Regions from separate parts of the Homo sapiens genome. Here region 2 is linked to region 1. A link is a contact called in ENCODE Hi-C or POLR2A ChIA-PET data. All regions are on one chromosome and are shown on one strand. The core of a region is the stretch at or near the end of the contact, and the rest is flanking DNA. Distances in the headings are between cores, read along the strand shown. Region 1 has its middle 27 kb from the start of LINC02856. Region 2 has its middle 16 kb from the start of TXNDC2.

Evidence for each region. A loop is a pair of places that touch in the nucleus more often than their neighbours do. ChIA-PET counts read pairs that join two places held with the same protein, here RNA polymerase II (POLR2A). Pooled maps may share reads with other maps.
Region 2: a loop to region 1 is called in a map with no recorded cell type, with 6 times the contacts of the local background. The contact joins two enhancer-like sites. A Hi-C loop is called at or near these places in 1 of 168 maps with a recorded cell type or tissue (K562), 8 of 37 single-sample maps with no recorded cell type and 5 of 50 pooled maps. POLR2A ChIA-PET finds 5 or more read pairs at or near these places in 1 of 52 experiments (PC-9).

What each region holds. Positions count from the first base shown.
Region 1 is chr18:9,670,268-9,675,530 of GRCh38, forward strand. No RefSeq gene overlaps it. Among named protein-coding and RNA genes, the nearest start is that of LINC02856, 27 kb to the left of the region's middle. RefSeq lists an enhancer at 3,134-3,183. Within about 2 kb of position 3,109, at least 16 of the 41 ENCODE cell types and tissues checked have a DNase peak (open chromatin) inside an H3K27ac peak, as active enhancers do; they include PC-9, where a contact is called at or near this core.
Region 2 is chr18:9,867,689-9,872,951 of GRCh38, forward strand. No RefSeq gene overlaps it. Among named protein-coding and RNA genes, the nearest start is that of TXNDC2, 16 kb to the right of the region's middle. RefSeq lists a cis regulatory region at 2,030-2,632 and an enhancer at 2,339-2,498. Within about 2 kb of position 2,288, at least 9 of the 41 ENCODE cell types and tissues checked have a DNase peak (open chromatin) inside an H3K27ac peak, as active enhancers do; they include PC-9, where a contact is called at or near this core.

The DNA.
Region 1 (5,263 bases), core at 1,859-4,358:
CTGGACAACATAATGAAACTCCGTCTCCACAAAAAATATAAAAATTAAACAGGTGTGGTGGCATAAGCCTGTAGTTCCAGCTACTCGGGAGGCTGAGTGGGGAGGATAGCTTGAGCCTGGAAGGTAGAGGCTGTAGTGAGCCAAGATCATTCCACTGCAATCCAGCCTGAGTGAAAGAGTGAGACAGTGTCTCACAATAAAAATACACACATAAATAAAAAAGTATTTCTCCAAGAAGCCCTGGTTCCTTTCCATGGAAAATGGTGTTTAGAGACCACAAAATGAATGCTAGATATACTTACTGCTACTGTATTGCCATGGCTTCTAGGCCTCTCAAGCTTTCAGAGCTGGGAAAAGCCTATTAATTTTTTTTTTCAAAAGGGATATACATCATGAGTTCATACTTACTTTTTTTTTTCTTTTTGAGATGGAATTTCACTCTTGTCACCCAGGCTGGAGTGCAATGGCACTATATCGGCTCACTGCAAACTCCGCCTCTTGGTTTCAAGTGATTCTCCTGCCTCAGCCTCCTGAGTGGCTGGAAATACAGGCGCCCACCACCATGCCCAGCTAATTTTTTTTGTATTTTTAGTAGAGATGGAATCTTGCTATGTTGCCAAGGGCTGGTTTCAGACTCCTGGCCTCAAGTGATCCTCCTGCCTTGGTCTCCCACAGTGCTGGGATTGCAAGCGTGGGCCACCACACCCAACCCATACTTTTCAATTCAAATTAAATATTTCATGGTTTTTATTTTGTAATTTTATATTTATATCTTTTCCCTCTTACATCATATAGCTTGGTTCCTAATAAAATTAACTTAATTATTTCATATGTAGAGATAAAGATAAATAGATTACGTGTCCATGTGTGTGTGTGAGCACACATGAATGTATATAATGGTGGCTTAATAATGTGTCAATTTGGTTAAACAGAACTACATTTTCCAGAATTCCCTTCCTGGTAGACGTTTGGTTAGAGTTGGACACAGGGAAATTTGTGAGATTTGAAAGGCAGCAGTCAAGAAGTAGCAGTGCTCACCCTCTGAATGTTGGGCTAGGCTAGGCCCTGTTGGAACTCATGGCATGTGCAGGCCTGCCGGCTCCTCTGTTGTGCAGACAGAGTCCGGAGGCAGAATCCTCCAGGCCCCATGTGATCTCTTCCTGCAGCTTCTCCAAGTTCTGGGCCAGGTGTGAAGACAGGAGAGGTAGCAGTGGGGTGAGGCAAGGGAATTTCTGCTCGGCCCCATTTCACATGCATTTTTCCTTCCTGACCACGGCCTTATGACTTCAGGCTCAGTGTCAGGCGTAAAGAGCCAAACGGAGGCTGTCTAGCCAGCTCCCACAACTGTGTAATGTCAAATCCCTTTAGGAATCCTTCATGCTCTATTATTTCTAGCGATTCTGCTTCTCTGATTGCATCCTGGCTAGTATTTACGTATATACATCATACATACAATGTGTATATCTTTCTGTGTGTATGAAATAATTTTAAAATATCAATACTAACATTACTACTAATATCAACATAATTTAAGATTTCCTTGTGATTCTTTTTGTCTCCAACACAATATATTTAGATAAAACATCTTTCCTCCCTGATCTGAAATGTTGCTTATGTCTTATACTAAATTTCTATATTTCTTTTGGTCTAGTCTGGACATGATGTTCCAGATGATCTTCTTTTTATTCATTTTTTTTTTTTAAAGGCAGCATCTCACTCTGTTGCCCAGGTTGGAGTGTGGTAGCACAGTCATGGTTCGCTGCAGCCTTGAACTCCTGGACTCAAGTGATACTCCCTCCTTAGCCTCCCAAGTAGCTGGGACTACAGGTGCATGCCACCATGCTTGGCTGATTTTCGTATTCAAGTGTCAGTACCACACAATTTTAATCACTGTAGCTTTAAAATATATTAAAATATCTGATAGGGCCACTCTCCTCTTATACCATTTTTTTAAGATTTTGTCTGACCTTTATTGTTTGTTTGTCCTTCCTATGAAATTTAGAATTCATCAGTTTACTTTTAAAAATCCTGTTGATAGTTTTATTGGTAACATCAGTTTTGATCACTTATATTTTCTTAGAAAATTATCTATTCCACACACAGTAAATGTTTTTTTCACCAAAATCTCACTTATTAACTTACTGTTTAACAACAAATGTATGTTGACTCTCCTCTTGTTTTCTTGGTAACATTTGTACACAAATTGTCTATTTTCTTCAGCGAACCAGCTCTTGGATTTGTCTACCAAATGTGTTGTTTTATGTTTTCTAATTTATCCATTTTTTGCTCTTGACTTTATAATTTTTTCCCTTTGTTCCTTTTAGGAAAAAATAAATTAGAAGAAAAAAATCATTGTATATAAGAAATACCTGTTTTCAATGTAAATGAAGGTTTTATTTTTCATTTATTCACTGAATAATTTTTAAAGCCTCCATGTTCTGAATTTGGTACTAGCCAGTAAGAAAATAAAAATATCCTTTATATAGGGAAATAGAAATCATTCCAGCATATAAATGCTATCAGAGTCTCAGGAATGCTTTTCTGGAACATTCCAAAGCTGAATTGGCAGGCTCTGGCTTTTCTCTGGCTCGCATCCTCACCACCTGGATGGTTTCCCTAGTTATGATCTCCCTACCCATAATGGAACAAGAGTTCTTAGAACTGGGGTCGGCTGGGCACAGTGGCTCACGCCTGTAATCCCGTAATCCCAGCACTTTGGGAGGCTGAGGCATGGGGATCATGAGGTCAAGAGATGGAGACCATTCTGGCCAACATGGTGAAACCTGGTCTCTACTAAAAATACAAAAATCAGCCAGGTGTGGTGGCACACACCTGTAGTTCCAGCTACTCGGGAGGCTGAGGCAGGAGAATCGCTTGAACCCGGGAGGCGAAGTTTGCAGTGAGCCGAGATGGCGCCGCTGCACTTCAGCCTGGTGACAGAGTGAGACTCTGTCTCAAAAAAAAAAAAAAAAAAAAAGAGAGCTGGGGTTAATCATTCACCTGCATTGACCTGAGATGCCTTAGTCATGGTTAGTTCTCCCACACTTGTTCTTCAGAAACCTCTGAAACCACACCCTTGTGAGGTAAGAGGCCTTCCAGTCAACAAGTCATGCAGTTCTCTAGCTACCAGGGAAACCTGATTAGATACTAATAACAGGAACCTCTCGGCCAGATGGCATCCACTCACCTCTGTGCAGGGGTCAGGCATTTTAGTGTGCACTTCCTCAAACAGTCTAACCATTTCTCTTATGTGTTGTGCATGGTGTCAACCAGAACGAAAACTTCCCACTCTACAAGTGTATAAGGCAGTAAAAGATGCTGCTTTCACCTATGAGTTTCTGTAGCACACATGCTTCCTCTTCATGGCTTGATACCAGCACGGTGGATCCCACAAGGGCGTTTTAGCTTAGAGTCACTGCCCTCTAATGTTAGAGGTTAGAAATCACCCAGAGGCTGGTCCAACCTCTTTGCAAAGAGCAGATTGCTCAAGGACACAGGCATCTGGGAGAAGAGGGTGGTTACACACCCTTATTCCCAACACTTGCCATTCCCATCATGCCCCATATTTCTCATCTGTCAAAAACAGGAAGCAATAGCGTTATTGAATACTATTAGTGTGAGTACTAAAGAAGAAAATATATAATGTGCTTAGTGCAGTCACTATACAAAATTTAGGAAGTGTAGGCTTAAAAAATATTTTATTAAAAATGAGGTTTCACTGTGTTGCTCAGGTTGCACTAGAATTTCTGGGCTCAAGGGATCCTCCCACCTCAGCCTCCCACGTAGCCGGGACTCCAGGCACAACACCATGCCCTGCAGTGTAGGCTTACATTTTAAAAAACGTTTCATCTGGAATCTTCAACACTTCAATAGTCATGGTGTCCCTGTGTTCCTAGAACCAGATGGTAAAGAAAATAGAACAGTCTTGGGTTGCAAAAATTTAGGTATTTATCTCAGAAAACCAATGAGCTGGCTACATTTTTTTCTGCCTAAAAAATGTTCAGAGGTAGCAATCTGGCTGTAATCAGAGATGTATTTCATAGCAAACTTAGAGTTTTTACTTGGATATCATGTTAACTTGCATAGCATCTAAAACAGCACAGATTTTTATTCAATTTGCATAATATTGAGAAAAAGGTCAACTTTCCATACAAAAAATATCATTTTTGTGGATTACCGCTGGGAGGTGCTATGAAGGTAACAGGGTAGTTAAAGCCCTCTCTGGAATTCTTTTCTTCCACTACTGAACATCTTTGTGGTTTCTCTTAAAACAATTCAAAGCAGCAAACGTTTTTAACCAAAGCTTTAAATAAATTAAGCCCTGGGCCATTTTACAACTTATTTTCTACTCTCCCGCCTTCCAGCATGAGCTTAACAAGAAAATTTCAGTATCGAGTTCATAGAGTTTTTACCGTGGTGTATCCTCTGGTGACCTTTCAGTATTCATCTGACATTAAGCAATTGGAAGTCCTTGTCTGAACCAAGGATCGGTGGACTTTTTGGCACCAGGAGTTTTCCTCTTCAAAAATAATAGATGGGGCCACGGTCTATTGAAAATACATGGGGAAAAATGAAGTCCCCCTAAAAATGAGAATGTTAGATGCTAAAAAGAGATAAAAAAAACCTATCCAGATATGATAGGAAATAGTACTGGCTAAGGAGGACTTGAAATAGCTTTTGACTACCATCTTCTGCTCCTTAAACTGGTTACCCAGTGTGGCTCACCCCGATGTCGTTTGAATATCCTCTTTTTCCACATAGATGAGACTCCAAAAGAATGTGCAGTGAATGGACAATGCCTGTGCCTCTGCTTATGTTGAGACAATGACCAATGTTGGTTGCTTGTATTTGGAGCACAGTGAGGAGTGGGCAGTGGATTTGGCAGACGTAGCGCAATTTGTTTATCCATTCACCTGTTGAATTTGGGTTGTTTCCCATTCGGGGCAATTAGAAATAGAGTGCTCTGAGCATGTGCGTTTGTTTCTCTTGATAAATACCTAGGAGTGTAGTGTCTGTCTCATATGGCAGGTGAATGTTTAAGATTTTAAGAAAATGCCAAACTCTTTTCCAAAAGGTTTGTAACATTTTACATTCCCACCAGCAGTGTATGAGGATTCCAGTTGCTCTATATCTTCACCAGTACTTGGAATGATCTGTCGTTTTTTTTTTGTTTTGTTTTGTTTTTGAGACGGAGTTTCCGCTCTTGTTGCTCAGGCTGGCGTGTGATGGTGCAATCTCAGCTCACTGCAACCTCCGCCTCCCA
Region 2 (5,263 bases), core at 1,038-3,537, 200 kb after region 1:
TAAGTTCCAGGACACATGTGCAGGATGTGCAGGTTTGTTACATAGGTGTACATGTGCCATGGTGGTTTGCTGCATCTATCAACCCATCATCTAGGTTTTAAGCCTCGCATTCACTAGGTATTTGTCCTAATGCTGACCCTCCCCTTTCCCCCCACCCCACAAAACAGGCCCCAGTGTGTGTTGTACCCCTCCCTGGTCTATGTGTTCTCATCGTTCAACTTCCACTCATGAGTGAGAACATGCAGTGTTTGATTTTCTGTTCCTGTGTTAGTTTGCTGAGAATGACGGCTTCCAGCTTCATCCACGTCCCTGAAAAGGACATGAACTCATTCTTTTTTATGGCTGCATAGTAGTCCATGGTGTGTATGTGCCACATTTTCTTTTTTCTTTTTTTTTTTTTTAGACAGAGTCTCGCTCTGTCGCCCAGGCTGGAGTGCAGTGGCACGATCTCAGCTCACTGCAAGCTCCGCCTCCCGGGCTCACACCATTCTCCTGCCTCAGCCTCCCAAGCAGCTGGGACTACAGGCACCCACCCCCATGCCTGGCTAATTTTTTTTGCATTTTTAGTAGAGACGGGGTTTCACTGCGCTAGCCAGGATTGTCTCGATCTCCTGACTTCCTGATCCGCCCACCTCGGCCTCCCAAAGTGCTGGGATTACAGGCGTGGGCCACCGCGCCCGGCCGCATTTGGGTTGGTTCCAAGTCTTTGCTATTGTAAATAGTGCTGCAATAAACATAGGTGTGTGGGTGTGTCTTTATAGTAGAATGATTTATAATCCTTTTGGTATATACTCAGCAATGGGATTGCTGAGTCAAATGGTATTTCTGGTTCTAGATCCTTGAGGAATCGTCCCACTGTCTTCCACAATGGTTGAACTAATTTACACTCTCGCCAACAGTGTAAAAGCATTCCTATTTCTCCACAGCCTCGCCAGCATCTATTGTTTCCTGACTTTTGAATAACCACCATTCTGACTGGCGTGAGATGTTATCTCATTGTGGTTTTTAGTTGCTGTATTCTTTTTTGTTCTGTTCCTTTTTCTTTTATTGGGAGGCAATGCAGTGTGCAGATTAAGACATCTGGAGTCAGACCACTCATGTCTGACTCCCAGCTCTGTAATCTGCTGGCAGTGAGACCGTTGGCAGATTGGTCCCTCTAAGCCTCAGTTTCCTCATATGCAAAATGCAGGTAGTAATTCATATGCACACACATACACACTTCTAGAATCCAAAAGCTTTGTAAACAGATTTTTTTTTTCCTGAGTTTGACATGGACTCATTTGGCAGCAGGACCAAACCTGAACTGACGTGATGCTCTTTATAATAGTTATTTATCCAACCAGGAGTGAGTATTTGTATATCTAGCTGCAGAAATACTACTGTGTTTCATGATAGGATCCTCCCGCTGACTGCTGGAATGTTCTGTGATAGATATACTATGTTACTTTGTAAAATCCAAAGTTCTGAGTTCTGAAAACATCTGCCCCCAGAGTATAAAGTATTGTCAGCGTGTGGTATTTACCCTCAGGTGTGTCCTGAGGACCGAGTGAGAGGGTGTGTGTGATGAGGCTTTCACACGGGGAGCCCCAGGCAGCTCTTGGGAATGCTATTCACATGGAAGGTGACACACTCATGGTGCCTCCCAAGTGGAGCCATGGGGTTTATGCTACAGAAGAATTGTTATGGCCCTGGCACCAAGCAAGCGCTCAAAAACAGTAACAGCCAACATGAATACAGGGGCTTGCTATGTGCCAGACACAGTTCTAGGGGCTTTACATCATATTATCTCTTTTTATCTTTACAACAGCCTTTATGAGGCAGACACTATTATCTCCACTTTACAAGTGAGGAAACCCAGACACAGAAGGTTAAGTAAATTACCCAAGACTTTCTGATCAAGAGAGACAAAAGTCAAAGATCAGCTACTACTGTTTTCTCCTTTCTTTCCTCTCATTATAAGTGCTGCACATAATAAAAGAATGAAGAAAAGGAGATCCATGATTAATGAAAATTTCCCAGGAGCTACTTTCAAACTGTATCTCATTTTATCCGCAAAACAAATCTGAGATAGATGTGAAATTGTTCTCCTTTTACAGAAGGAGCATGGAGAGCTTAAGGGACATAAGGAGGGCAAGTGCATTCATGCGGAGGTCCGTCCTATGTCCTATTCCAAAACCCATTGTTGCATCTCAAGAGGAAGTTTTGACAGGGGAGTTAAGGGTTAACCAGCTCAGGCTGGAAATGCTGAATCACCCAATTAAAGGAGACTTGCTGCTTTGATGGGAAGGTCTGATCCAAAACTGCTGGGGTGACTCTCCTTGACCCTACCGTTTGGGCAGCTTCATTTATCTTTTCTGTGTCCCTGACCTTGATGTTGAAACCATTACTCAACCCTCAGTGAAGTTCTTAACCGGCTTTTTTGAAATGACTCATGCATCAAGGTCCAGCCATCTTGACTTTGTAGGGCCCGATGCCCTGAATTAGCTTCTGAGAACCCAGTGCCCAAACTGGTGTCCCCAGGTGGGCCTGGCAGACCATAGGTGGCAGCTTTCTCGGTTCTCCTTCACTTCACTTCTCTCTGGATGTGTGCGTGCTTTTTCTCTCATTGCTAAGGCACGCCCCAAGCTTTTTGCTTATTTGTTTTTATTTTCATCTTAAAATCACCCATGCACTGTTTTACCCCTCCCATCAACCTACCTATATGCATAAATCTTCTCTAGTTTTGATCAGCTGTCTTTTTTTCCTCCTCCAAGCCACCCTCTCTTCCCTTCTCACTAAAGAAATTCTTAAATGAGAATCATGATGTACTCACTTGATCATCTAGTCACTGCTCGCCTGAATTCAGTCCCTCCCCCAGCTCTGCACTTTCAAAGCCTATCCCCTCTTTCCACTCTCCACTCTCAGAGGGCAGGTGAAGCTGTGGGCCCCTCTCTCCCTCCTGGACCCTCCTTCTCCAGCCCAGAAGCTGGTTCTGTGGTTTCTGCACTTCTTTTACTGCCCTTTTCATTTTCCTTTGCTGGCTCTTCTTAGAGCTTAAATGCAGGTACTTCCTGCAAACGTGTGTTCCTATTTCTCCTCAGTACACCTTCCTTCTGATTTCATCCAACTTTATGGCTTCAACTATTGCCTCTGGGTGTCTGGCTTCTACACTGTTGTCTAGCCTGACTGCTTTCCAGAGATCAGAGCTTGATTTCCAGCTGCGGAATGGGTGTACTGAAGTCCCCTCTTGCATGCAAATAGTGTTGCACCTTGTTAACAATGCCATTCCTGCGCTGCATTCATTCTCTCAGAGGCTCAGGCTTCAAATTTGAGAGCCAGTTTCAGCTCCTTTCAAGCACTGACCAAACCATGGAAATTCTATTTCTGAGTTTCTCAAACCTTTTTTCCTTCTTTCCACTGTCCTAGCATAGGCTTTTGATATGTTCTATCTTGATTATAGTGATAGTTTCTCAGTAGATCTCTTTGATTGTTATCTTTGGCTCTCAGAGCTAGCATAGAATATGCTAGCAGTGAGTGATGTAGGTACACAGCAAATCGTATCATTTCCTGAAAACTTTCTGTGAGTCTCTTATTGCAAATTAAGTAAAATTGCAACTCTGTAACCTGTGGTGAAATGCCCCTTTCATTTAGCCCAGCCTCCATCCTGGCCCCATCGCTGCCCAGGGTCCCTGCTCCTGCCCACATCACACCCTGGTTGCTTTCTCCTAACTGGAAGGCCATCCATCTTTGCTCCTCTCTGCCTGGCAATATACCACCCTGCGTCGGAGGCTGGGAAGCAATTTTAGGAGGCTTTCCTGGATCTCCCCAGGAGGAATCAGAGTCACCATAGAATTGGGGGCAGCAGGTTAGCCTATAAGTTAGGGTCAAATCGTGTTCACCAGAGACAGTGCATTTTTTGCACTAAACATCATGAGTCTAGTATTAAAATGTCATTTTTCTTCTCTACACTCAGTGTTGTAGCAGGAGACCAGGAAGTTAATTGTGATGACCTTCGTGAGTCAAAAAAGAGAAACTCACAAGATATGGGCACTTTGATCCTATCGTGCAAGTTTTCATTGAGTGTCTGGGTTATTCCACACTGCGCTGTAAAGACTGCAGATACCAAGGCATATCTTACCCTCAAGAAGCCTATATTTGGACTGGGAAAGAGAGATTTGTACCATATAACATCATTTCATGAAATGCATGGTGCTGACGGGACTGTGTTAATCTGTGACATTTTACCCTTTTTTTGGTTTAAACATTTGTTTTTCAATATTATGATTTTAAACTTTGGATGTATTGGAAACATGGGAATAGTGTCTTTCACCTCTCTCCAATTTCCTTTATTTCTTAAAATTAACGCATAATAATTGCACAGATTTATGGGGTACATAGTGATGTTTTGATACATACAATATATAGTGATTCTCCTTTTTCTTTACTCAGAGGCTAAGGTGGAGATGGTGGTCTGCCAGATGTTCATAAAGATCATTTCAGCAAAAATATTTTTTAAATTAAGTGTTTTAGTATAAACCTTCTTCAACTGTTTTCCATTATACAAGCTGTAATCCATCCATGCCTTTATTCATTCATGCATTAAGGGCCCACTGAATGCCACATTTGCTTACGGTGAGAATGAGCTTGGACCCTTCCCAGGAAGGAAGGTATTGACCATCTGTCTGAACATCTAAACATTGTCTGAACGTCGAAGCTACAATACACTAAAAGATGATTACTGGGGGCCTGCTGCTTTGCTTCTTTCTACCTGCTCCACCCCACTGTGGCTCCATTCGTTCTGAAGGCAGATGTAGCCTATAGTAGTCTGCTCACTTGTCTGGCTTCTTTAGAAGGTGGGCGTTGGTAGATTCAAAGAACAGCAAGCAGACAGCAACGTCTTTACACCATGAACTATGGTGCATTTGATAAATATTTTTAGTGGCATATTTGTATTAAAACATCAACAAACTTACACCTACCCTGAATCTTACCGAAGCAGCTCCACATGGAATTTTTCAGTAAATACTTACACCAAAGAGCTTTAAACATTACACTAGAAAGTCAGAAGTGGTCAGAGTAGGACCACTGCTCACAGCTCTATCTTGGCAGGGTACCCATGGATCCTCAGTTAGATTTTCAGACTCTTTAGAGTGGAATCTAGAAGAGAAATCTTTCTTCTGCTAATACTGCTCACCTCTTGTAATAGACATTGCAGGTACCCTCTCCAAGCACAATTTCTTAGCACTGGCCTCTATTCTCAGATGACTGCTCACTGCAAACACCT